Linked DNA regions of Homo sapiens: all the other regions are linked to region 2. The links are chromatin contacts, found by Hi-C or POLR2A ChIA-PET in ENCODE. All regions are on one chromosome and are shown on one strand. Each heading gives the region's core, a stretch centred on a gene start or an enhancer-like site at or near the end of the contact. The rest is flanking DNA. Distances are from core to core; before and after follow the strand shown.

The links. Hi-C counts contacts between places; a loop is a spot of excess contacts on that map. ChIA-PET counts read pairs that join two places held with the same protein, here RNA polymerase II (POLR2A). Pooled maps may share reads with other maps.
Region 1: a map of CD8-positive, alpha-beta T cell shows a loop between it and region 2 (12-fold over the local background). The contact joins the promoter of LINC01366 here to the promoter of SPDL1 in region 2. A Hi-C loop is called at or near these places in 4 of 168 maps with a recorded cell type or tissue (B cell, CD8-positive, alpha-beta T cell and naive thymus-derived CD4-positive, alpha-beta T cell), 2 of 37 single-sample maps with no recorded cell type and 9 of 50 pooled maps. POLR2A ChIA-PET finds 5 or more read pairs at or near these places in 1 of 52 experiments (OCI-LY7).
Region 3: a loop to region 2 is called in a pooled map, with 5 times the contacts of the local background. The contact joins the enhancer-like site here to the promoter of SPDL1 in region 2. A Hi-C loop is called at or near these places in 1 of 168 maps with a recorded cell type or tissue (naive thymus-derived CD4-positive, alpha-beta T cell), 1 of 37 single-sample maps with no recorded cell type and 8 of 50 pooled maps. POLR2A ChIA-PET finds 5 or more read pairs at or near these places in 1 of 52 experiments (naive thymus-derived CD8-positive, alpha-beta T cell).
Region 4: a loop to region 2 is called in a pooled map, with 6 times the contacts of the local background. The contact joins the promoter of LCP2 here to the promoter of SPDL1 in region 2. A Hi-C loop is called at or near these places in 1 of 37 single-sample maps with no recorded cell type and 7 of 50 pooled maps. POLR2A ChIA-PET finds 5 or more read pairs at or near these places in 1 of 52 experiments (naive thymus-derived CD8-positive, alpha-beta T cell).

The regions. Positions count from the first base shown.
Region 1 is chr5:170,329,139-170,335,067 of GRCh38, reverse strand. LINC01366 (long intergenic non-protein coding RNA 1366) reads right to left here and starts at 3,675. Exons shown (of 2, transcript NR_108025.1): 1 at 3,491-3,675; 2 at 1-1,934. RefSeq lists enhancers at 676-1,523, 1,558-1,607, 1,524-2,373, 3,439-3,608, 3,173-4,372.
Region 2 is chr5:169,580,589-169,586,428 of GRCh38, reverse strand. It overlaps SPDL1 (spindle apparatus coiled-coil protein 1), which reads right to left and starts at 2,656. Exons shown (of 12, transcript NM_017785.5): 1 at 2,540-2,656. LOC105377714 (a long non-coding RNA gene) reads left to right here and starts at 2,768. Exons shown (of 3, transcript XR_941200.3): 1 at 2,768-3,046. RefSeq lists an enhancer at 2,029-3,029.
Region 3 is chr5:170,277,078-170,282,973 of GRCh38, reverse strand. All of the region lies in intron 3 of LCP2 (lymphocyte cytosolic protein 2), which reads left to right. Among named protein-coding and RNA genes, the nearest start is that of LCP2, 18 kb to the left of the region's middle. RefSeq lists a silencer at 5,854-5,896. Within about 2 kb of position 4,258, at least 19 of the 41 ENCODE cell types and tissues checked have a DNase peak (open chromatin) inside an H3K27ac peak, as active enhancers do.
Region 4 is chr5:170,295,825-170,302,132 of GRCh38, reverse strand. It overlaps LCP2 (lymphocyte cytosolic protein 2), which reads left to right and starts at 4,356. Exons shown (of 21, transcript NM_005565.5): 1 at 4,356-4,599. The coding sequence starts at 4,522. RefSeq lists an enhancer at 5,174-5,253.

The sequences.
Region 1 (5,929 bases), core at 2,426-4,925, 750 kb before region 2:
TTGTCTCTAACTCTCTCTCTTTGTCTCTCTCTAACTCTCTGTCTTGCTCTTCTTCCCTCTTTCTCTTTGTCTTCTGTCTCTGTTTTCTGGCTTAGGAATATCTTAGTAAATTAATACCTAGAATCTGGAGGAGCTATAGACCTCTCCTTTCTGCCTCCCCTCTGAAACTTTCCACTCTGAGCTTAGCGGCCGCCTGAGCCCAACCCCGGCTCAGCACCTCTATGAGTGCAGCACTGTTATATATCACTGTAATTTTCTCCGGCCTCAGAAACACACAGCTAAGCCTCTCTCCTCATGGTCCTAAATGTAAATGAACACTGTCCCTAGCTGGGAAGGCCAGAATCATAAATTGGCTGTGTTTCTGCAAAGCAAAACTTTTTAACCAGAAAGATGTACACTCTTTATCTTCTCGGCTGGAGGCATAGAGAGATTTAAAAAGAAAAAAAAAAAGAGAACAGAGGACCCACTGGGAAAGTGGGGATGAGGGGAGAGAGAGAATAAGCAGAAGGCAGGAGAGACAGAGGGTGATTGAAGGAAAAGAGGGGCTGCAGAGAGGCTCACAAGAGCCATAGCCATCTCTCTCATGCCATAGGTAAAAAATTTAACATTAGATTTTTCATTTCACAGACAGATAAACTGAGGATGCTAGGAGCTCAGCAGCAATACGAGAAGGCAGGGTATTATCTAAAATTAAGAACAGTGCAGCCAGGGTGGGAAGAGAGGGAGCTTTGGAGCTCCGTAAGCTCCAGGAACTGAAAAACCACAGTCTGCCTCATCTTTCTCCCTGTCCGCGGAACTGAACTAGCCTCCAAAGCCAAACGGGTTGTTCTGCTGACTTAGCTTTGCATGGCGAATGCATTTGAAGCTTCTGTAGGTTTCCAGAAAAATTGTGCATTTCCTAGGGAGTAAACACCATAGCTTGATTCATATTATCAGTTTTGGGGTCCATCTACCCCATAAACCACACATGACTCCACTTTGCTGAAATAGGAAAGATGGTGCAGTGATGCAGTAATATTAGCAAGAAACAGCCAGATAGGATCTAAATGGGGCAAGGGTGTTGATTTGAGGTTCAGGAGAAGCCTTGTGCCATTTTCCCAACCTCACCATATAAAGCATGGGTGAGGGCCAAAGATAAAAGCTGCTTCCGCCCAGAGCACATTCCCAGGGATCTCCTGGTACAGTCCACAGTACTGATGATCAAAGCAGTAACAGCAGGGTCTTTGCACCACCTAGGCCAACTGAGGGTTCATAAGCTAAGCAGGCGTTCAGCTTTGTTACCCTTGGAGAAATGCTGCATTTTCACTAAAGAGCATTTCCTGTTGCAGAGAGGAGAGCTCGGCCCCCTGCCGGGATAATCACAATAAAGTCTCCGTTGATAAAATGGCCAAGGGGCAGTGTCTCAGGTTTCTCTGGTTTGCAGGTTATGGAGCTCACTTGTGAGCTCCAATCCTTGTGAGTGGAAGCATCTTTCTGAGACGCTGCACCCTCTGCTTTCCACTGTACATTCATGGTGCTGGGCTTGGGGAAGCCAGGGACCAGGACTATGGACTGAGTGCTTCCCACACCCATCACCCCAGGACACATGCTGGAAGATGTTCTCTTTTCTAATAAACCATCTACTAAGAATATCCGTTAGTCATGTTCTCTTTTCTCCTGAAAGTCAGGCGTGGGTGTCTGCCTAATGTCCGGGTCCAGTACAGTGTCTTCTGTGTGCTGAAAGACAGTCGGAGTTTCTCTTCTTCCTGTGGTTTTGTGGGCAGTGTCGTTTTGTGCCAACCTGCTGTCTGGGACTGATGAGCGCTCACCCAGCCACCCTGAGACTTGGTGGTGGACAGATGCACCCTGCTTCCTGAGATAGGTGCTGGGACCCACAGGGTGTTGAACAGATCCCTCTGGTCATGAAAATGGCCCTCTGGCAGCCTCTCAGTGACCTGTGTAAACCAAAAATAAAATTCTAAGTCCCCCAACCATCTGAATGGACCCCTCGCCTCGGCCAATAGCCTTCCAAAGTTAACCTGAAAAACTAGTGCAAACCGTGGTGGGAAGGGAGGGTCGAACGTGCCTCATTATTTCCTGCTCCCTTTTGGAACTCAGGCACAACTGACCAGCATTAACATTAAAACAGACCTTAGGATTGACAAAGCTGATTCTTTGTAGCAATAAGACACCAAATTCCAGCCTGGCTGTAGTATAGCATCACATGACAGAGAGCAGGCCCTGAAAAAAAAAAATCAAAGTATTTTGCCCCAAGTTATGTTTATTTGCTGTATCTCAAAATAGTCCTGCAAAGCTGTCTCTTGTGGGGAAAATCTATATTTCGAAGAGAATCCCCTTCCTTTTCGTGCTCCAGGAGAGAATTAATTCTGATAAGAAACATTTACAACCTATTCTCTCTGAAGCCTGCTACCTGGGGCTTCCTCTGCATAATGGGAACCCTGGTCTCCACAACCTCTCATCTTAACCCAGACATTCTCTTCTGTTGATTCTAGGTCTTTAGATGATAATACAACTTTTTCAACCAATTGTCAATCAGAAAATCTTTGAATGTATCTATGACTTGAAGCCTCTGCTTTGAGTTGTCCTGCCTTCCCGGACCAAACCAACGTACATTTTCTATGTATTGATTTATTTCTTGTATCTCCCTAATATATATAAAACCAAACTGTAACCTGACCACCTTGGGCAGGATCTCCTGAGGTCTGTGTCACGGGCTATTGGTCACTCATATTTGGCTCAGAATAAATCTCCAAGTATTTTATAGAGTTTGACTGTTTTTGTAGACACCTGGGACAGGAACTCTTGGCAGAGCAGACCCCTGGAGGCAGCACCCCTGCTGCTGTGCCTGCTTTCAAAACCCCATGGCTCGTCCTTCGTCCCCTCCTCTCTGTCTCTCTGTGACTTGAAGAAGGATGAAAGGCGGCCTGCAGGTGGACCACAAAAGTGGGAAGCATCATTCCCACCCAAGAAAGGAAAGAGAACAGAAGACGCCTGATCAGAGCCTTCCTGAGGTCTCATCTCCCCTATCTCCGGGGAGCTGAGAACCACCCCCAAGGATTTGGTGGGTCCCCTCCCCAACAGGCCCCTCCACCTCTGGTGAAAGAGCTCTGCCCACTTCTCTGCTTAGTCTGAGCTGATAGGAGGGAAAAGGAGAGCACTGTATGAGTCACAGGTCTCATTACCTCCCCTCATAGCCCAGGGGAAGGGGAGATGGCAGAGGCGGGTAGCAGGCAGGGCTGGGGATGTGCCATGGGGTTCCCCTGGCTTCTCCCCACAGAGGCTGAACCTCCTGGGGGAACATTTGAAAGCCTCAGAGACCAGCTATGGTGCCAAATACTAATGGCCTCAGTTTCCCTTCCTATCCCCCACCTTTGCACGAGTGTGAGTACTCACCCCCCGTCAACTATGTGACCTTGGGAAGACCCCTCTGAAAGACCTCACACCATTCATGTTAGTCCTCCTTCCCCACCTCCCCACACCATCCACACACCACATGCATCAAGCCCCACCGACTTCAGTCCTCAGCATCCTCGCCCCTCAAGAGGGCTGAGAAAAGGAACCATGCTCTTCACGAGCCACCATACAGACGTGGGAATTCCCCTGAAGGTCAGAACCACAGCTCCTTCTCAGCAACTCCTTCTGGCCCCAGGAGTGGGAGGTCTCATGGTCCCAAACAAAACGGAATTGCCTGTGACTCATACCCAGCCCTGCCTATTGAGAAATCTACTTCCGGTGTTGGGGGTGTGGGGTGGTGCGGAACTGGAGCCAGGAAGGGGTGTGTTTGTGTGTGTGTGTGTGTGTGTGTGTGTGTGTGTGTGTGTTCCTCAGCTTCCTGGCTACTGAGTCTTCTCAAGACCAGAGCTCCCTGGCTTTTCAGAAAACCAGCTCTCAAATCATCTAGATCATCTATCCCCCTTACTAGGTAGTCCAGTGTGGCCCAAAGCCTATTTGGACTTTTTTTTTCTTAAAGGAGAAGAAAAAAAGAACCAAGTGAAAACAGAAAATAATTCAGCCACGTGAAGCTGAATTATTATAGCTGCCCCATGTGAGTCGGGAAAGAGAAGGGTGCTTCCTAAAACATGTTAGACAAGGCACTCTGCGGCTTAGTCCCATCCTCCACGCCCCGAAGTCTGCAGCTCTCTCATCATCTTTGCTGCTTGAGTTTTGAGAGGGGCCCAGTGTGCCTTCTGCAAAGCCTGTGCCACTTGCTTCGAAATGTGGCTGTCTCTGGAGGGTTCTCACGAGTCCCACGCTGGATCCTGAGGGCACAGAACTGAAGCTGTTTCAGTTTTTGGTTTGCATGTTGTTGTTACTGTCGCAAAAGGGAAATATCAACTTGGATATTAACAAAATGGAGAACTGAGACCCACCCTGCGATTTTTGCCATTTTCTCATTTTGGTAGAACAAGAGCAAAGAACAAAGGCGCCTTCTAATGGCATAACCTAACTTTTAAGGTAACAGCATCATTATATGTTTAAAGCAAGAAAAGAAGAGGAAATAATGTTTGTCAAAATCTATCATGTGTCAGACATTTTACCGAACTTTCTCCCCTAAGCCCAATGACATAGGTACTTGTGTCCCCATTCCATGATGGGGAAATGGGGGCTAAGAAAGGTGCGGTGACTTGGTTAAGGTCATACGTGTAGAGATGAATGCTAGAGAAAGGATTCAAAATCAGGTCTGGCTGTTGCTGAGTTTCCTGTATTTTCCAAGTTCTTACACTTTCCCTAACTTCCCTGCCTTCATCTCTGTCCTCTCCTCTGCTTACTCTGTTCTTTTCTGTTCCTCAAACACACAAAGCTCATTCCCACATCAGGACTTTCTGTCTCTCTTTGTTTGGCTGCTTCCTTTCTTATCATTTGGGACTCATCACAAAGGCCACCTTCTTGTAAGGTGACCTGACCATTCCTTTTAAAGTAGTACCCTCTGGGATATTGCTCTGTTAATTTACTTTACAGTACTTCTCACTCACCTACTTTGTTTATTTCCGTAGTCTGTGACCCCCTACCCACCCCTCACTGACCCTGCAACAGACACTAGAATGTAGGGCTAGTGAGAGCAGAGGCCTCTTCTTTCTTGTTCTTCTCTATATCCAAAGAGTCTGGAGAAATGGCTGGGACATTGAGGACATTCAGAAATATTTGTTGGATGGATAGGTGGGTGGGTAGATGGATGGATAAACAGGTGGGTGAGTAGACGGATGAGTGAGTGGGTAGATGGACAGGTGGATGGGTAGATGGATGAGTAGATGGATGGATGGACGGATGGGTAGGTAAATGAATAAAATGGTAGATGGATGGACAGGTGGGTGGGTAGATGGATGAGTAGATGGTTAAATGGACAAGTGGGTAGGTAGATGGATGAAAGAGTAGATGGATGGTTGGATGGGTGAGTAGGTAGATGGATTAGTGAGTAGATAGATGAATGGATGGATGGGTAGATGGATGGATGGATGAAGATGAATGAGTTGGTGAATGTACGTATGTATGAATGTATGGTGTCTACTATATGGCAGGTTCCAGTGAGGATGTAGAGATGAATAAAATGATGTCTCTTTGATCCAAATGTTTGCTTTGAAATGAGGGAGACCTTCTCAATAGTCAAGTAGTTGCATCAAAGTATATTAGGTGTTCTGAGGGAATATCAGATCTCAAAAGCACATTTGGGATAGAAATGAGGAAGGGATCCATTTTTGCTGCTGGAGGGTGATCAGAAAATGCTCTATATGGGAGATAACACTGTATCTGATCCACGAAGGATAAGTGGTTATTATTCAGGTAATCAATGAATTTAAAAGCTTCCCTGCAGCCTAGGAAAAGGGAAAGAAGCTGAACACAGTCTTAGAGTCTAAAAACTGCAAGCTATTTGGTGTGATGGGACAAGAGGTGTGAAAGATCTGGTCTTGATTGCTACTGCATATTCAGTGTT
Region 2 (5,840 bases), core at 1,407-3,906:
TGAACCCTGTTATGAGGTAGGGAAGAAGACAGCGGAGAATCAGGAGTGACCAGTGAGGTAGAAGGAAAACCAGGAGTATGTGTTGTCCTGGAAGGCAATAAACAGTGTATTAAGGAGGTGGGAGTAATCAATCATGCCAGATGCTGCTGCTAAGGCAATTAAGGTGAGAGCAGAGAACTGGCCATTGAACTTGAATTCCTGGAGGTCTCTGGTGACAAGAACAGTTTTGATATCCAGGTGGGGGTGAAAGCCTAACTAGAATGCCTTCAAGAGAGAATGGTAGGAGATAAAGATAGCAAGCACAGGTTTGCTGCAAAGGATAACGGATAAACGGAGCAGCAGTTGGAGAGGAAGTAGGGACAAGTTTTTTTATTTTTAAGATGGAAAAAAATAACAGTGTTTGTAGGTCATGGGATAAATCCAGGAGAGAAGAAAAACTGATGATCTAGAAGACACTGGAGAATTGCTAGTGATGTCCCTGAATAAACAGGATGAAGTTTAATGTAGAGACTGGTTTTAATAGAAGCATGGATATTTCATTTAAGCAAAGTATATGAGTTTAGATGCTGATAAGCAGGTACAGTGGTGGAAGTCTGTGTAAGTAACCTTTTAACTGCTTCAATTTATCAATGAATTAGGAAGCAAGGTCTTTAACTGAGAATGAAGACAAGGGAAGAGATACAGGGTTTAAGAGAGAAAAAAAGGTGTTCTAGGTAATCCCAGCTTGGCAGTCACTGCTCTAAAATGCAAGACCTTTTCAAAGCCTGTACATGATACGGCCAGCCAACTAAATGTTGTACTGTTCACAATAACTTACATTCGTTGAGGATTTACCATTTGCCATGCTAACTGCTTCAAATATATTATCTCATCTAATTATCTTGATGAGCTTGAGTTAAGTAAATACTGTCATCTCAACTACCAAAATAAAAATAGGGTTAACCTCAAGACATTCCAGCCAGGCATATCCAGAGAAGCCAAAAAAAATTTGCTTTAGTTTATTCAAAAAATTTGCTGGAATTCTTATTGTGTGAGACATTGTGCTAGTGTTGACAACACAATGGCAACCTAAAACAATATTCCTGTCTTCTTGAATCCTAGTCTATTAGTAAAAGACATTAAATCAAGTAATTGAACTATCAAGTTACAAGTATGATAAGTGCAAGAGAGACAGATGTATGCTACCTGAGCCTGTAACAAGGGGGAGCTGTCCTAATCTGGGGGGCAGCGCGTAGAAGGGAACATGGACAAAAAAATTTTCCTGAGGAAGTAACTTTTCAGCAGAGGTCTAATGGATGAGAAAGAGTTAACCTATCAATCTACAAAGAGAGATAGCCGTGGTTGATTAAAAACTACTAATGTGTGACAGACATTGTGCTTGGTGCTTTATACACATTCTTTTTTTTTTTTTTGAGACGGAGTCTCGCTCTGTCGCCCAGGCCAGACTGCGGACTGCAGTGGCGCAATCTCGGCTCACTGCAAGCTCCGCTTCCCGGGTTCACGCCATTCTCCTGCCTCAGCCTCCCGAGTAGCTGGGATTACAGGCGTGAGCCACCGCACCCGGCCGCTTTATACACATTCTTATTCAATCTTCTCAACAACTTCAAGAGGTTGAAGGTATTTCCCTCATTTTACACATGCAAGCTGAGGCATAGAAAGTTTTAAGTAACTTGCTTAGGGTTACCCGCAAGTTAAGACGCGAAGTGTGATGGGAACTAGAATCTACCTAGAAACCATGGTGCTGCAACCATTTTTCCTGTCCTGCTTCTCAAAAATATAGCACACACAAAGCATTTGGGACACAGGAAACTCTGGGAATCAAACTGCCTGAGTTCTTACCCCGCCTCCACTACTCACTGGCTGCATGAACTTGGACAAGTTATTTAATTTCTGGTTTAATCATCTATAAAAACAAGCACAATAACACCCACCTAATCGGTTACTGAAAGGATTAAATGAGATAACGAATGAAAAGCAATTAGGGTAGAATCTGACACACGGCTGGGGCAGTGCTGTCCAGCAGAAATATAACGCGAGTCATGTACGTGATTTTAAATGTTCTAGGAGCCATCATGATTTAAAAAGTAAACAAAGATGAAAAATTAATTTACATATTTAAACAAATACACTCAAAACATCATTTCAACATGTAATCATTATAAAAATTATTAATGAGATATTACTCCTTATGCGCTATCTCTGAAACCCAATATGTATCTCCCATCTGCACCATTTCTTAGTTCGGGCTAGAGGCTACCGTACCGCACAGCGCAGATCCAGTGGCGGTTATAATTTTGAGGACCCGGCAACCGACCCAACGTTCCATATTTGTCCAGAATCCCTGAGGGCGGCGAGGTGGTCCAGCGGAAGATAAGACCGGCTCGGAACCCAGTGTATAAGACCCCAGGGTTCCGGGGAAGGAGATGTTTCAGCTAAAGGCCTCGGCCGAGACCCCGGCCCCTAGCTTTCTTTAGGGCCTGTTCGACTCTCCCCACTGCCGCTCTCCACACCCACCTCCCACCAGGCCCCTTGCCCCTACCTCTCACGCTAGTCCCCTGCTGCCGCAGCCAGCGGCTCCTAATGGGAGCTCAGGGCGTCCACATTGAGGACGCTAACTCCACAGTCGCCGGCCCATTCGCTCAGCTAGCTCTCGAGTAAGCGCCTGGGATATTTGAATGCAGTTCCCGCGAGAAGTCCCACGTCTCACGAGACGTCCGCCCAAGCCGCGCGGAAAGGAAAAACCAAGAGAAACGCCCAATGGAGCGCCCACCCCCTCCTACAGCTACTGCGCATGTGCAAGTGGCGCGCCGTGGGCTTGGCGCAGGCGCAGGCGCAGACGTGGCTCCACATAAATTTTTCCTTGGGCTGGTTTCCTGCATGTCTTTTAAGTATTTGCTTTTAGTTTCCGTGTTTTGGTGTTTTGTTTGTTCGTTTTTTTTTTTTTTTTGTTTTTACGACAATGCCTTCTAGGGGAACAGTGTCGCTGGGCTGGGCGGTGGAGAGACACCTTTGGCACCATCGTGCGATCTCATGCACCCTACCAGTGGTAATACTGGCGTTAATATTTAAGTTCCCACCATGTGTTAAAGTTTACAGATTATCTCAGTTAAGCCCGCAGCCTTATGAGGCAGATATTACTCCTCGTTTTCTACAGAGAAAAAGCCCGAAGAAAAAAAGTGCCTTGTCCAAGTGGTAGAACTAGAATTGAATGCAGTCTTAGAGTCCAAGCTGTTTGCATGTGTTTTTAATAATAATATTTTGTAACCCTGATGCCTATTCAAAAATTGAAGCGATCAGAAATAATAATAGATAACATTTAATGAGCACTGATGAGTCCTAGTAACTGTTACATGAATCATGTCGTTCTTTCGAGCCCATCTTTTCTTGCCTATTTGAGAACTTGGCTCTAACTGCTCTTTTTTGCATCTTCAGTTTTTTCTTCTCTATTGGATCTTCCCTATCAGTTCATAAACATGCTGCAGTGATTGCCATAAAATCATTTCATGATTTCATTTTTTAAAAAATCCTCCTTGACACCAATCGGCAACCACCCCATTTGTTTTCTTCTCTTTATAACAAAATTTCTGGGGAAAAAAAATCTTTACATCCATTATCTCCATTTTCTTACCTTTTGTTCTTTTGTTTGTTTTTCCCACTTTAACCAGGATTTGGTCCCAACCAATACTATGAAGTGGCTCTTGTTAGGTTTACCAGTGATTCCTACCTTGCAAAATTCGGTAGTCAATATTTAGTCCTCACTTCTGGTGAAATTTGACAGAGTTGCTTGCTCTCATTGATTTGAGTCTTTATGTCTTGGGATGCCACACTCTCCTTGCCCTCTTCTTCTCAGTTTCTTTTGCAGACTACAATTTCTGCCTGAGCTAAGCCAGACTCAAAGGGTTGATCTGAGCTTTAAGATTGGCAACAAATTGCTCACAGTGTTGTCTCACAGATTTATCTGGGACTCCAATGAACCAGATGCTCATTCATTTGTAATCACACCTATGTTCTTGGAGAAATGAAACAAATACCATTTTCCCTATCACTGAACAAAGATTCCTTAACTCAGGGGCCAGGAAAAGATTGTTCTAGCTTAGGCCAATCATGACTGGCTGCAATTAGGTAATCTAAAATCGATCTGAACTTATTTTTTCTCCTTTGTTACAAGAGAAGGTATACCCTATGTTATTAATGTTTCTTCCTATTCTATTTTAAAAATATGTATTTTAAACTATTAATTGAGTGACTGCAATGTGTTAGGCATAGTGGAGGAATTCAGAGATGTGGTAAACTCGACTATTGCCTAGAAGATGCTCGCAATATAGTAGGAGATTTTAAAAAACAAATAGAACTTACAGGGCTGTAAATGCTATGCAAGTGGTATGTGCCCCACACTAAAGGAGTTGTGTGAAGGGAGAGGTATATTTTGTCTAAATGTTCCTTTAAAACTTCCCAGTGCATGTGACACTTCAAGCAGGGCCTTGAAGGATGGCAGAGCTAAGGAGGGGTGCATTCTAGGGGAGGGGACAGCATTAGGAAAGTCTTAGAGGTTACCCCATGTCATAATAAAGGTCATTCTTTAGGGATGGCCTGAATACAGGACTGCCAATACCACCACTGGACGCTAGATGTCACAAGTGAAATGAATTCTAGATGGGTTCTACTTTTAAGATAACTTAATGGAACTTCTGATTCACAATACCAGATGCAGATCTCCGTACTCAGGCAAGGTCCGCATACCATGGCCTAAATACCAAAGGTCAGGAAAAAGCAAAAAACAGCAACCTTGTATCTGTTATTTTCCATTTACGTAAGGAGAGATGGGACTTGGCCTCCTCACACAGTAGTGGATTCACCAAGCATAGGATGGGAGTTCAGATTCTGGGAAACAACACCCACCTCCCAACTCTGTGGCCCTCAGTTACAATTCCTAATATTATAGCTGTTCAGAACTGGGATAGACTCCTGTAGTGAACTTGTCATCATTTCTTCATTGTGACTGTTCTAGACGAAACGAGAGGATTAGACTGTTACGTTATATTGAAAGCTGCATATATTTTGACAGGAACTTATTGAATGATCATTTGTTTTGGGCATTACAAATGAATAGTCTCTGTATTAAACGAACTTAGAGTTTAGTGGAAGAGACATTTACCAAACAATAAACAGTAAATCCTTACTTAGAGGATGACTTAGACTTTCTTGTTCCTTCATGTTATTAAGTAGAGCTGCAAGCTAGTCATCGCTGGGATCAAGCAAAAACAAGCTCAGGACTCTGAGACACAGAGTCTGCAAATAAGAATGAGATTAAGCTGTAGAGTGCTGTGATTTATAGGATGGGCTGGAATATGAAGTTACGAAAGTTACACTCAAGGTTGTGGTCACTGAAACTTGGGGGATGGCCGAGATGAAGAAAAAAAGCTTTGAGAGAGAACGGAGGGGTGTGTGCAGGACTTTTGGGATTGTCCTAATCCATGGCACAGGAGGAGAATAAGGATCCAACAAGAAAAACAGGAGCCATATGAGAAGAGATCAGGAAATTGAATTGTCACAACTTCCACTGTGATAATTAGATATCAGAATGAATCATTGTACCAGGCAGGTGGGTTTGACTGTTTAATAGTAATAATGATAATGAAACCCAGTCTGCGATCTCTCCTGTATCAACAATGTATAGCATCAGCTTGAACTCTGAATGAGCCTAATAGCTATACTATTTTTTCTTTAAATAGGGGGAATCTTCTCTCAGAGAAAGAGTGCACCATCCCAATATAGTAGACATTTAACAGCTAACATCCTAGCATGAATTCCTTCCTCCTATTCCCACCAAGAGAATTCTG
Region 3 (5,896 bases), core at 3,009-5,508, 690 kb before region 2:
CCCTCAGCTTCCTAAACTATAAAAGGAAGGAATGGGTTAGAGAGACTCTACAAGCTCACCAATTTTAAGTGCTACTATTTGGGGTATAAATAGGCAGACAGGAGAGCTTAGTGAGAAAAAGCGCAGGCTCTGAGGTCAGATGCTTGAGACCCAATCCTTCCATTCACAGGCTGTGAGACTTGAGGGCAAGCTAGCTCAGCTCTCCGAGCCTCAGCTTCCTTATCTGTATAATGCTAATAATGATAGAACCTACCTCAGAGGGTTAATGGGAAAATTAGGGGAAATAATGGGAAAATAACAATATGCACTGAATAAGTGTTGGCTATTCTTGCTTTATGTAAAATCCCAATTAGAACAATTTTAGCTTTTTAACTATTCTATCTTTCTGGAGAGGAGGAATTAAAGAATAGAGAGGACATAGGGTTTTGGAGTGAGGGAGATCCAGGCTCTAAAGCTGACTTTGCCTCCCACCAGCTGTAGGACCTTGGGGAAGTCATTTAGGCAATCAGAGCCTCAGCTTCCTTGTCTGTAGAAGGGAAAAGAGCTAACTTTTCAGGAGTGGGGAATATTAAAGGAGGCAGCACACAGAAATTGCCTGGTGCTGTCCTGGATACTTACAGGCGTTCAATACTTTATTCATTCCATCTCTTGTACATAAGTTTATTTGTCTTGTTCATTACCCCAAAGGCCTTTGGAAAAGAAATTGTGTTCATGTACAGAAAACCAAAACAATATTACACTCTTCTGAATGTCTCTATTTCCTTCCCTGACGTTTACAATATAAGTATTAAATAGATTTTTAAGAAGGTAAGTTGTGGTAAGGAAGGCTCTCTCAGCCTGAAAATGCAGTCACTCTCTCAGGACATGGTTGATCCCAAGACACCTGCAACATTGTAAAGGTGGAGGATTTTTAAAGAAAAAAAATGAAGGCTCCCTTTATAGGGCCTAGGTTGGCCCTCATGGTACAGCTGACAACGGTCTGGTTAAATCGATAGAATACACGAATACACGTTCAAATCTGCTGGTGCCTATTTGAAGTTCATTAAAGGATGGGATGTTATAAGTTTTATATTTAAATGCACAGTGTAACTTTACGGAGAAGAGAGTGACGGGGTGGGTGGTGCAGGCAGCAATTAGGTATTGGATGATGCTCTTTCTGCTGGTTATCCCTGTAGCCATTACCAATGGTGCAATTAGGCTGGGAAAACCTAAGACTCAAGCTGAGAAGTAATGCAGAAATATTTGTCTGTCTTCCTGTAAGGCTGTGAGTCTAATGGCAGAAACAACGTACTGAGGCATCTCCTTTGTACCTATTTCTCTACCTGAGACAGAGAAGACAGGAAAGGTGTGGAGGAAGGGACGCAGAGGCGAAAGGAACATTCTCATGCCTGTTAAAGAATGTGGCCACTCAAATGCCTGTAATCCCAGCACTTTGGGAGGCCAAGGCGGGCGGATCACAAGGTCAGGAGATCGAGACCATCCTGGCTAACACAGTGAAACGCTGTTTCTACTAAAAATACAAAACAATTAGCCGAGTGTGGTGGCAGGCACCTGTAGTCCCAGCTACTCGGGAGGCTGAGGCAGGAGAATGGCGTGAACCCGGGAGGCAGAACTTGCAGTGAGCCAAGATCGTGGCACTGCACTCCAGCCTGGGGGACAGAGCAAGACTCCGTCTCAAAAAAAAAAGAAATATGGCCAGACCCCAGCAAAACCAAAACAGGGCCTCTCTCCAACATGGTCCTCCCCTGTCCCATTCAGTGGCTAATTGCCGTCCAGGGACCCAGCTCTTGTCAGTCCTCAAGGGCCCTGCCACAGGAAAGGTGCCTCCCTTGGCTGTCCCTTCTTCTCTTCCAGTGCAAGCCCACAGCACTCGACGTGAAGCCTCCTCTCCCCATAAATGCTGGTCACGTGCCTTTAGACAGATGCCTCCCTCAGAGCCTTGCCTATTATTATTATTATTTTTATTTTTGAGTTGGAGTTTCACTCTTGTTGCCCAGACTGGAGTGCAGTGGCGCAATCTTGGCTCACTGCAACCTCCGCCTCCTGGGTTCAAGCGATTCTCCTGCCTCGGCCTCCCGAGTAGCTGGGATTACAGGCATCACCATGCCTGGCTAATTTTTGTATTGTTAGCAGAGATGGGGTTTTGCCATGTTGGCCAGGCTGGTCTCGAACTCCTGACCTCAAGTGAACCACCTGCCTCAGCCTCCCAAAGTGCTGGGATTACAGGCATGAGCCACCACACCTGGCCAGCCCTGCCTTTTTTATTTGTAAAAATGAGAATAATTATACTTGTCTACCAGGAAAATGATCGTGAGGCACCAGGAAAACACTCCATGTAAAACTACAGGGGTAGGGGACATGGGTGACAAGTAAGGAGAACACTGTGTCCTCAAATTATTATGTCCTACTCTTACACTCTCGACCGAGGCCTCAGGTGATGGTGAAAGGCTCCTTCCTGAGTCTTAAAACATCTGGCTGCCCCCGGCTTCTCAGGTGACAAGGATAGAATTTAGAAGGTTTGGCTCTTGGTTCAAGGGGGCTGGTCTTTAAAGACGGAAAGAACACTTTGTTCCTTGGAAGGAGGATTGGAATGCAGAGCGAGAGCAGGGCTGAGAGTGGGAATGTGTGCAGGGAGGAGGGGTGGGGAGGAGAAGGAGAGTTCCAGGGTCCCACTGAGAGAACAGCACAGGGGGAGAGGCATCTGCCCTACCCAGGAGCCGGGAGCCTTGTCCCAGGAGGGATCAGCAGGCAGTCTGAAATCTGAGCCCAGGGAATAAGGCTCCCACTGTGGGAGGGCTTTGGTCAGAAGTTGGCCAAAGCTCTTACTATGTGAGCTGTGGCAAGAATGCGCTCTACATCATAAGCCAGTACACAGCTACACGTGCCACAGTAGAGGAAACAAAGATGGAATTTTCACAGGACAATGCCTATTCCTACTGCATGCTTTGTGCACTGATATTTTCTATTCTATACCCCTTCCCCTTCCCTTCCCTTCCCCCCTCTCTCTCTCCCTCCTTTTCCACCTGCCTGGCAGCCTTCTTTTCTTGTATAGTTTCTTTCCTCTTGTGTCATCAGCAAAGTTGATTTCTAGACCCACTAGTAGGGCTTCCTTCACTGTTGTTCAAGTGTGGGGAGAATTAAAGGGCTACATCAGAGGCCAGCTAAGGCCCCGCATACCCCCACTCTCCTGTTTCACTCCCTTCATAATCACAAAGTTCCTTCTCCTGCCTTTCCTTCTCCTCCTTTTTTAAAACAAGCAAACAAACAAACAATTTCATCAGTGTCAAGAATAGCAGGATTTATTTCACAAGCTTTTTGGATGATAATAAAAATCACGTGGGGGCCGGTTGATGTCACTGAGCCTCAGGCTTCTCCTCAGAGAGTCCGTTCAGGTAGGTCTAGGCTGGGCCTGGTGATCAGTGTTTGCAACAGGTACAGCTAAGTAATCATGATGATCAGGCCCATCAGGGATTCCCTAATCAGGTTTAACCCCTGTATTGTGCTGATAAGGAATCTGGGGCCAAGTGAGGGCAGCTGCCTTGTCTGAGATCACACAGTGGGCGCCACCCTTGGGGCCAGACATTGTAGTTAGACTGTCTGTGCCTGCAGGCCCTGTACCTTGTACATTACCAGGAGAGACCTTAGACTGAGAAGATGAAGACTGGCCCCCACCATGCTGTAAGTTAGGGATGCAGCTGGGCTGGAACCTAGGTCATTGTAGAATGCTGCCTTCCTACACGGGCCTGGCTTCCTGTGGGGAGGTTCAGCCCATTTCCAGGGCCAGCTAGTCCCTTAAACAAAGGCAAGCAGAGAGGACTGCTGTCTATGGCTGCCCAGCCCCCATCACTTCTTGCTCTGGTCCTGAGCGAGGCCAGGGGTTTATGGGGTGAAGGGAGAATGAGTCACCTCCCTCCACTCACTGTCACTTGGTCCTCTGGGGGTAGGGTGTAATTTGAAGGTTTGCACCTAGCAATAGCCATAGCAACCACCTCCCTGCTATGCCCACCATCACTGTTGCACCGTCCACCAGACCCTGGCAGTGGTCCCACAGGCTTGGAAGGTGCTTTCTGTAGCCCCTTAAAGCAGGAGGACCCTGGGAGCCCACACTTTGCTGCAAGCCAACTGCCAGGACCTGTTCTGCCCCCACTCAGCTCTTTGCTGCTCCTCTGCTGAGGCCTGCGGTTTGACATTTCCTTCCTCACCCAATTCGAGCCCCGGCAGCCTCCAGCCTGGCTGCTAGAGATACTGGTGAGAGGCAACACCGCAGAGAGCAGGAGGTTCTTTCAAGATCCAAAGCAGCCTTGTGAGCTGGTCAGAGCCCTGTCAAACTCTGTAGGAGGAGGGCGTTGAGGTGAGCCTCAGTCCCACCTCGCTCAAGTCATTACTGAAATGTCACCTCTTCAGTGAGGCCTGATCATTTTAAATGGCAACCGCATCCCACCCCTGCACTCCCATCCCCCCCAGCCCCCCACCCCTGCACTCCCATCCCCCTCACCAGCCCCCCACCCCTGCACTCCCATCCCCCCAGCCCCCCACCCCTGCACTCCCATCCCCCCCGCCCCCAACCCCTGCACTCCCATCCCCCTCGCCAGCCCCCACCCCTGCACTCCCATCCCCCCCAGCCCCCCCCTGCACTCCCATCCCCCTCCCCAGCCCCCCACTCTGCATGTGCATGGTGCATATGCAGCACATTTCACCTCCTTAAAGTTTCCTCTCCACTAGCAGGGATCTTTGTTTTGCTCATTGATGCACCTTGAGCACTTCTAAGTTCCCAGCACTTAGAAGGCCCTCAGTGCACATTGTTGAATAAACAGGTGACAGAATGGGAGTGGCTGCTGCAGCCAGCACCACCTGACACGGCCAGGACACAGGACACTAACGGGGCTCCCTTGCCAGCTCTGTAGGAGTCCTTTTATCCCACATGCCCATCGTCTTCTTGAAACAACCACTTAAGGGAACCAAAAAGAACCATGTCACAAGCATTCTGACGGCATGGTCAGGAGGCAACTAGGAAGCCCCCGCTGCTGCTCTTAAAGCCTCGCTCTCTCTGCCCAGTCACAAAAGCCTGGAGTTGTCAACAATATTATTACAGAGAGTAAACCTTTCCCTCCCCTTCCTCCTTCTCTTTCCTCTTAAGTACCAGTGTGTTTATCAAAATTTGTTTATCCCATTGCTCTAATGAGGTAGGAGGTTTGGATACCATTTCTTTCTTTTTTTTTTTTTTTTTTTTGAGACGAAGTTTTGCTCCTGTCCCCAGGCTGGAGTGCAGTGGCGTGATCTCAGCTCACTGCAACCTCTGACTCCCAGGTTCAAGTGGTTCTCCTGCCTCAGCCTCCTGAGTAGCTGGGATTACAGGCGTGCACCATGCCTGACTAATTTTTGTAGTTTTAGTAGAGACGGGGTTTCACCATGTTGGCCAGGCTGGTCTCGAACTCCTGACCTCAGTGATCTGCTCACCTCAGCCTCCCAAAGTGCTAGGATTATAGGCGTGAGCCACCGCGCCCAGCCTGGAGCCCATATCTTGGGAGAAATGAGGGAGTTGAGGGGCAGGGGAGGTGATGGAGGAATCGAGAAATGGTGGCTGCTAAGGACTTCCTTTGCTAACTTAGCAAGTTTATTTTAGGCTAAACTTGTTACTTCGAGATGGTCATTAAGCAGAAGAAATAGAGATCATGAGCCGTTCTCATAGGCAGGCCAGGGACTCAACAGTATCTGCCTCCAGAGAGCTTGCAGCAGAAAGGGAACTGACACAGGGGTGTGTGCGTTGAAAGGGCACTGGCTTGGAAATTAGAAAGGCTAGCTTGTGGTGCTGGTGTGAGTTGTGGGAAAAGGGGTGGCCTTTACCACTAACTACTATGTGGCTTCAAGCTACTCCCTTTTTTTTTTTTTTTTTTTT
Region 4 (6,308 bases), core at 3,107-5,606, 710 kb before region 2:
GCCCTGGGCTGCAGTTTGCTGCTCCCACATCCACTCTCACAATCTGACACAGCCTCCCTGCAGGTACTGCTTTCTTGTCCACAGGCTCCACTGGTTGTGCAGTAAAGGTTCCTATCCCTTGGCCGGACGTGGTTGCTCACACCTGTAATCCTAGCACTTTGGGAGGTCGAGGCAGGCGGATTGCCTGAGCTCAGGAGTTTGAGACCAGCCTGGGCAACAAGGTGAAACTCCATCTCTACTAAAAATACAAAAAATTAGCTGGGCGTGGCGGCATGTGCCTGTAGTCCCAGCTACTCGGGAGGCTGAGGCAGGAGAATTGCTTGGACCTGGGAGGGGGAGGTTGCACTGAGTAGAGAGGGCACCACTGCACTCCAGCCTGGGTGACAGAGTGAGACTCCATCTCCAAAAACAAAAACAAAGAAAAATCATTCCTATTCCATGAGCCCTGTTTCTGTGTAGGAGCAGAATGTTGTCTTTTTTTTTCTTTTTTTTGAGAGGGAGTCTTGCTGTGTCACCCAGGCTGGAGTGCAGTGGTGCCATCTCGGCTCGCTGCAACCTCCGCCTCCCAGGTTCAAGCAATTCTGTCTCAGCCTTCCCAGTAGCTGGGACTATAGGCACTCATGCCACCACGCCTGGCTAATTTTTGTATTTCTCGTAAAGGCAAGGTTTCACCATATGGGTCAGACCAGTCTCGAACTCCTGACCTCAGATTATCCACTCACCTTGGCCTCCCAAAGTGTTGGGATTGACCCACAACGTGACTCACAGGCATGACCCACTGTGCCCAGCCCCTAGAATGTTGTTTTTATTCTGCTCAGAGGTTGTTTACCTTTTCCCAAATCTTGAGCTATGCATCACAAAGCCTAAGAAGGCCTCTGTAACCTCGTTCCTCGTTCGTACCTGCGGAGTTCTCCACCTGGTTGGGGGAGGGAGACAGACATGGGCGAGGGTATCCCCACCACTGCTTCAAATCACTATGCCCTACTGGATCCCCACCCTCTGCTCTGCTTCATGCTTGAAGCCAACAGACAGATGCTGTACACCCAGCTGCTGCCCCTGGCCTCCATGGTCATGGCAGCCACGCTGTCGGGGGCTGTACCCAGAGGCTGCTTTCATGGCCGCCCCATTTTGGAGGTGAGGGGCCTGCGGCTGAGCCTGCACAGGGTCACAGTGGTCCTTCTGGTCTCCTGAGTCTCTCTTGGGGGCTAACTAGCCCGGTCTCTGGAGCTTCAGGAACCCGCCAGCCAGAGACAGGAGATGTGAAACTCGTGAGTGTTGGGAAATCAGCAAGGCCTGGGGAAGAGGAAAGCCTCCAGGCCTGAAGCAACATGCTTCCCCTTGCACCAGCTGCCCTTTCTGAGGAATGGGCCTGTGGTTCTGTGGGGAGGGGGCACCAAGTGCCCGCCTCATGCAGAGTGCTGCATCCTTTACTGAGCTTGTTCAGATTGACAACCTCTCTTTCTCCTCACCAGAGGCCACAGAGAAGAAACTGCGCAGGCTCTGGAGACAGACTGGGTTTGAATCCCAAGTCTACCTTAGGCAGTTTCTGTAACATCTCAGAGCCTCAAGGTGGCAAATGGCCAAGGACAGGGGCTCTGGACTCAGATCAACTTTGGAAGAGTCCTGGATTCACTCCCTACTTGCTGGGTTCAGGGGGCAAGTAGTTCACCTCTTGGAGCCTCAATTTTCTCTTCTGTAGAGTAGGAGCAACAATAGTGCCAACAATTAAGACAGTCAGTAAGAAGTTCTTAGCTTGTGCTCTCTGGACCATAGGAAGAGCTCAAGGCATCGTGTCTCTTTATGTTTCTCAAAGTCACCATTATTGTCATCCAGGTTTCTTAGCTGCTTTGTCTGTCTTCTAAATGAGCTCCATGGATCCTCCATCTTGGCCACATTAATTGGATAATTCTTTCTAAAGGAGCCTAATATTTAGTGATACCTTCATTACAACTGCTTTTTTGTAGATTTTTCTTATCCTGAGTGGGGTGAACATCATTAAGAAAATTAGGCCAGTCTTGGTGGCTTACACCTATAATCCCAGCGCTTTGTAATGCCAAGATGGGAGGGTCGCTTGAGACCAAGAGTTCAAGAACAGCCTGGAAAACAAAGCAAGACTCCATCTCCACAAAAGAGTAAAAATAAAAAAATTAGCCGAGCATGGTGGTGCATGCCTGTACTCCCAGCCACTTGGGAGGCTGAGGTGAGAGGATCACTTGATCCCAGGAGTTCGAGGCTATAGTAAGCTATAATTGTGCCACTGCGTTCCAGGCTGGGCAATAGAGGGAGGCCCCATCTCTAAACATAAAACAAAAGCAAATAAAAAGGAGAAATTAAAATAAAATAAAGTAAAATTGCTTCTACTTTTAAGGATGATCTGGAATGTTCCTTTTCATAGGTGGCATGTGTTTTGAGAGATAGCGAGAGAGAGATTGATTGATCCACGTCAGGAATGCCCTCCCTTTTACTCCATCCTCCACGGCCCTGCTTAAATCCCAGTTAATTCCATGACATCTTCTGTGCTTACTCTACTTCAAAGTGATTTCTCTCTCTCTTTCTCTTCAAATGGCTTTTTATTGTTCACTGCTATGCTAGTGATTTGAAAGACCAGGTGACCTCTCACCCGTGATGGAGCTTTTGTACAGCAGAGCTGTGCTTTATACAGAATGATCAGCTACAAAGAGCTCTTAGGTGCGGCCCAGGCACAATGGCTCACGCCTGTAATCCCAACACTTTGGAAGGCCTAGGCGGGCAGATCACCTGAGGTTGGGAGTTCCAGGCCAGCCTGGCCAACAGGGATAAACCCCGTCTTTACTAAAAATACAAAATTAGCTGGGCGTGGTGGTGCATGCCTGTAATCCCAGCTACTCGGGAGGCTGAGGAAAGAGAATCGCTTGAACCTGGGAGGCAGCGGAGGTTGCAGTGAGCCGAGATGGCACCATTGCACTCCAGCCCGGGCAACAAGAGCGAAACTCCGTCTCAATAAAAAAAAAAAAAAAAAAAGAAAGAAAGAAAGAAAGAGAGAAAAGAAAAGAGTTCTTAGGTGTGAGGCCCTGCAAGGAGCAAATGGCCTGGGCTACCTTCACTGATGCCCTCAGCACCTTCTAAGGTGAGGCTAACACCAGCTCACATTGATGAGCTAGTGCTGGGCCTGGAGCAAAATGTGTATTTCATTTAAGCTGCCCACCAGCTTGTGAGGCAGGTGCATTACCGTGACGGCGGGGCTCCTCAGAGTGTGTATAAGAAGAAAACTGTGCATGGCCAAAGCTATGCTTGAAAACCCTCAGGAAGGCACCACCTCAAGGACCAACATAGCATCACTTAGTAAAGGCAACAGCCTTGGAACAGATGACTCGTGTGTGTGTGTGTGTGTGTGTGTGTGTGTGTGTGGCATTAGATGAAGTAGTAACTTGTGTTTAGAGGTTGCCTTATTGCACAAATATAGTTGCTTTTATACACTGGACTCACCCTCTGCCAATAAGTTGTTCAGTTATGAGAAATGAACAATGTCTGAAACTAAGAAAACAGCAAATTCTCACCTCCTATCTCCAGGGAATGTGCTCTTTGGCTAGAATATATGGCAGAATCAATAGTGAATAAAATATATTGTGGAAACAATAGTGAATGGAATATATGACACTACCAATAGCAATTGTTAAGTTTTTTTTCTTTTTAATTTTTCTTTTTAGGTTTGTCTAGTTGAATGCATCTAAGTTTTATGTGCATATGAAGAATCACTGTTTTCCTATTATACAGATTTGGAAACTGAGATTCCCAGCTTTTAACTCCTTGCCTAAGGTTGCATAGCACAGAAATAGTCATATCAGAAACTGAGCCCTGTCTGCACAGTGTAGCACCTTGTTCAGCCCTGGGTGCCTGACTCACTCACTCCTTGAGGACCCTCTCATGACAACTGTAAAGAGGCAGCTGAAAGAATCCCAGTCTTTGATGGTGGGAGGGGAAAGTGGTTGGAAAGCATTAAAAAAACATGCTCCAGCAGTTCACTGATGTGGGAAATTGTCTGTATTTCAGGTCAACCGTCAGGATAGATTTTGGTCTGCAAAGCCCCAGCTGAGCAAGAATGCAGTGTAGACATATGGGTGCCCAGAGTTTAAAGGAAAATTACTCAGACTCACATTGGAGTTTAAGACCCCTTCATTGCCTCTCCTACTGGGTTGGGGTGACTGGAGCCAGTGGGGAATTACCAACCCTGTGGCTCTCTCTGCATCTCAAGCCTCCAGAGCTGGGCTTCCTTGTTTACTTATTTAGAGCCCAGCAGAGGAAGTGGTAAAGGAAACTAGCTGAGTCGTTTTCTGAGAAGAGACCATATTTGTTCGCAGAGGAAGCCGTTGCTTTCTGGGATCTGGCTACGCCAGAAAAGACATCGGCTCCAACAGGGGTGTTCCACAGGGTAGCTGGGAGTTGGAAGAGCCAAGAACGCCTCCGAGCTCTGGATTTGAGCTTCTCTGCCCATGGGTGAAGCGCCCATGCTCAGCTTGTGAGCTTCTTCCCGGGAGAGCAGCCATGGCACTGAGGAATGTGCCCTTTCGCTCAGAGGTCCTGGGCTGGGACCCCGACAGCCTTGCTGACTATTTCAAGAAGGTAAGCCTTGCTCTTGTGTGAATGGTCATGATGCTAGTGCCCTTGGTGGGCTGAGCTGAGGCTTGACGATGGAATTGGGGCAGAATGTGGGAGGTGTATAAGATAGCAATGGAACCCTATGGCAACTTTACTGGTTGAGTGAGCGCCATATAGACCGCTGAGTTTTCCTGACCATGAGTTCCGGAGAGAAGGATGGGAGCAGAAGCCCTCAAATGAGTATGTGCCTATTATGTGCTAGGGTTTGAATTCGGTGTCTCACAGGCACTGTCCCATTTAGCGCTCCCTACTATGTTGTGAGGTCAGCATTGTTATCCCCTTGACTCAGCTGCAAAATCAGCTCAGGGAAGTGAAATGGTCCGAAGCCCTAGGGACTACATGTGATAGAGGCAAGACTCAAGCCACACCTATCTGGTTTTAAAGTCCATGCTCTGAGATGCAGAGAACTGTTGTAACTGCTAATGAGATCAACGCTACTTACTAGAAAGGGGAGACGTGGTGTCCTGGAGGCAGGAGAAAGAATAGGCAGGGTGGGAGGGCTGGATAGAGGACTATGATGAGCAGTGCCAGACACAGCATTTGGGCTTTCACTGCTCACGACCCTAAGGGGGGTCCTCAAGCTCCCGCCTGGGGCAGTCTCCTTGGAGCCTTATGAGAGTCTTGTGAAGCAGGACAGAAAACTGATGTGAGCCCCAATTTATAGCTATGAAAACTGAGGCCCCTAGAGGAAAAGAGGCTTGTGGCGGTGCTGGGACCAGAGCGTTGCTGTCTTATCTTCTGGACTTAGAGGAAAGGTTGAAGGATCCCTGTGCTTGGTCATTGGCAGAAGGGGACAACGCATCTGCTTGGGCAGATCTCAAGCCACATGACTTAGTTATAGTCCCTCTACCCTGACCATGTGGTAAGATGACTTGTGCGAGACGGTTAAGCTTCTAACACCCTCATCCCTGCAGGCTGGCATCGGATTCTGTTGATATTCCAGACTGTCATAAAGATGAGATTGTAAAGCTAAGATGGTAGAAGTCATCTAATTCAGCTTCGTGTTTTTCCTGGGGAAATTGAGATTCAAGAGGGTAGACGAGGTTCCCTAGGACGTATAGCCAAACCTGGGGTCTATGCATTTCCGAGGCATTTATAGTCACAGCTGTTCTCCCCCAACCTGAAGAAGAAAATGAGAACATGTTGAACTAGGTGTGGTATGGTAGGGGTACAGTTCACAGATCCTGTTTTTTGCCATATTTTGTGCTTTCATTTCTGTTATTTTCCTTCTGCAAGGTCATAATAAACTTAGATTTCAGCAAATATTGTTGCGCAACTGGTTTTTTGAAGGATGTTTCTAAATATCTTGCTCAAATATAGACCAAATAAGATAGGGCAACAAGGTAAAATTTGCCAAGAGGGAATAAAGTGGCATGTTACCTTGATAAGGGAAAAAGAAAGGAATTGAGAATTATGAAGAGAAAGACTTGGGACGGGCTGAGAGGCACAGATAGGCCTAACATTCAGGTGTGACCAGGAGAATTATACAATCCAATTGAGCAACAGAGAATTGATCCCTAAAACTCCCATCAGTACAGGGAGATGGACCACGGGTCAGGGATGGTACAGGAAGACCTCACTGCCTGAGCTGGGGGAAGGGAGAGTTTTCTTCCTGGAGATCTCAGACCCCAGGACAAATCTACAGCACCCAGGCAGGTTCCTTCTTCTGCCAT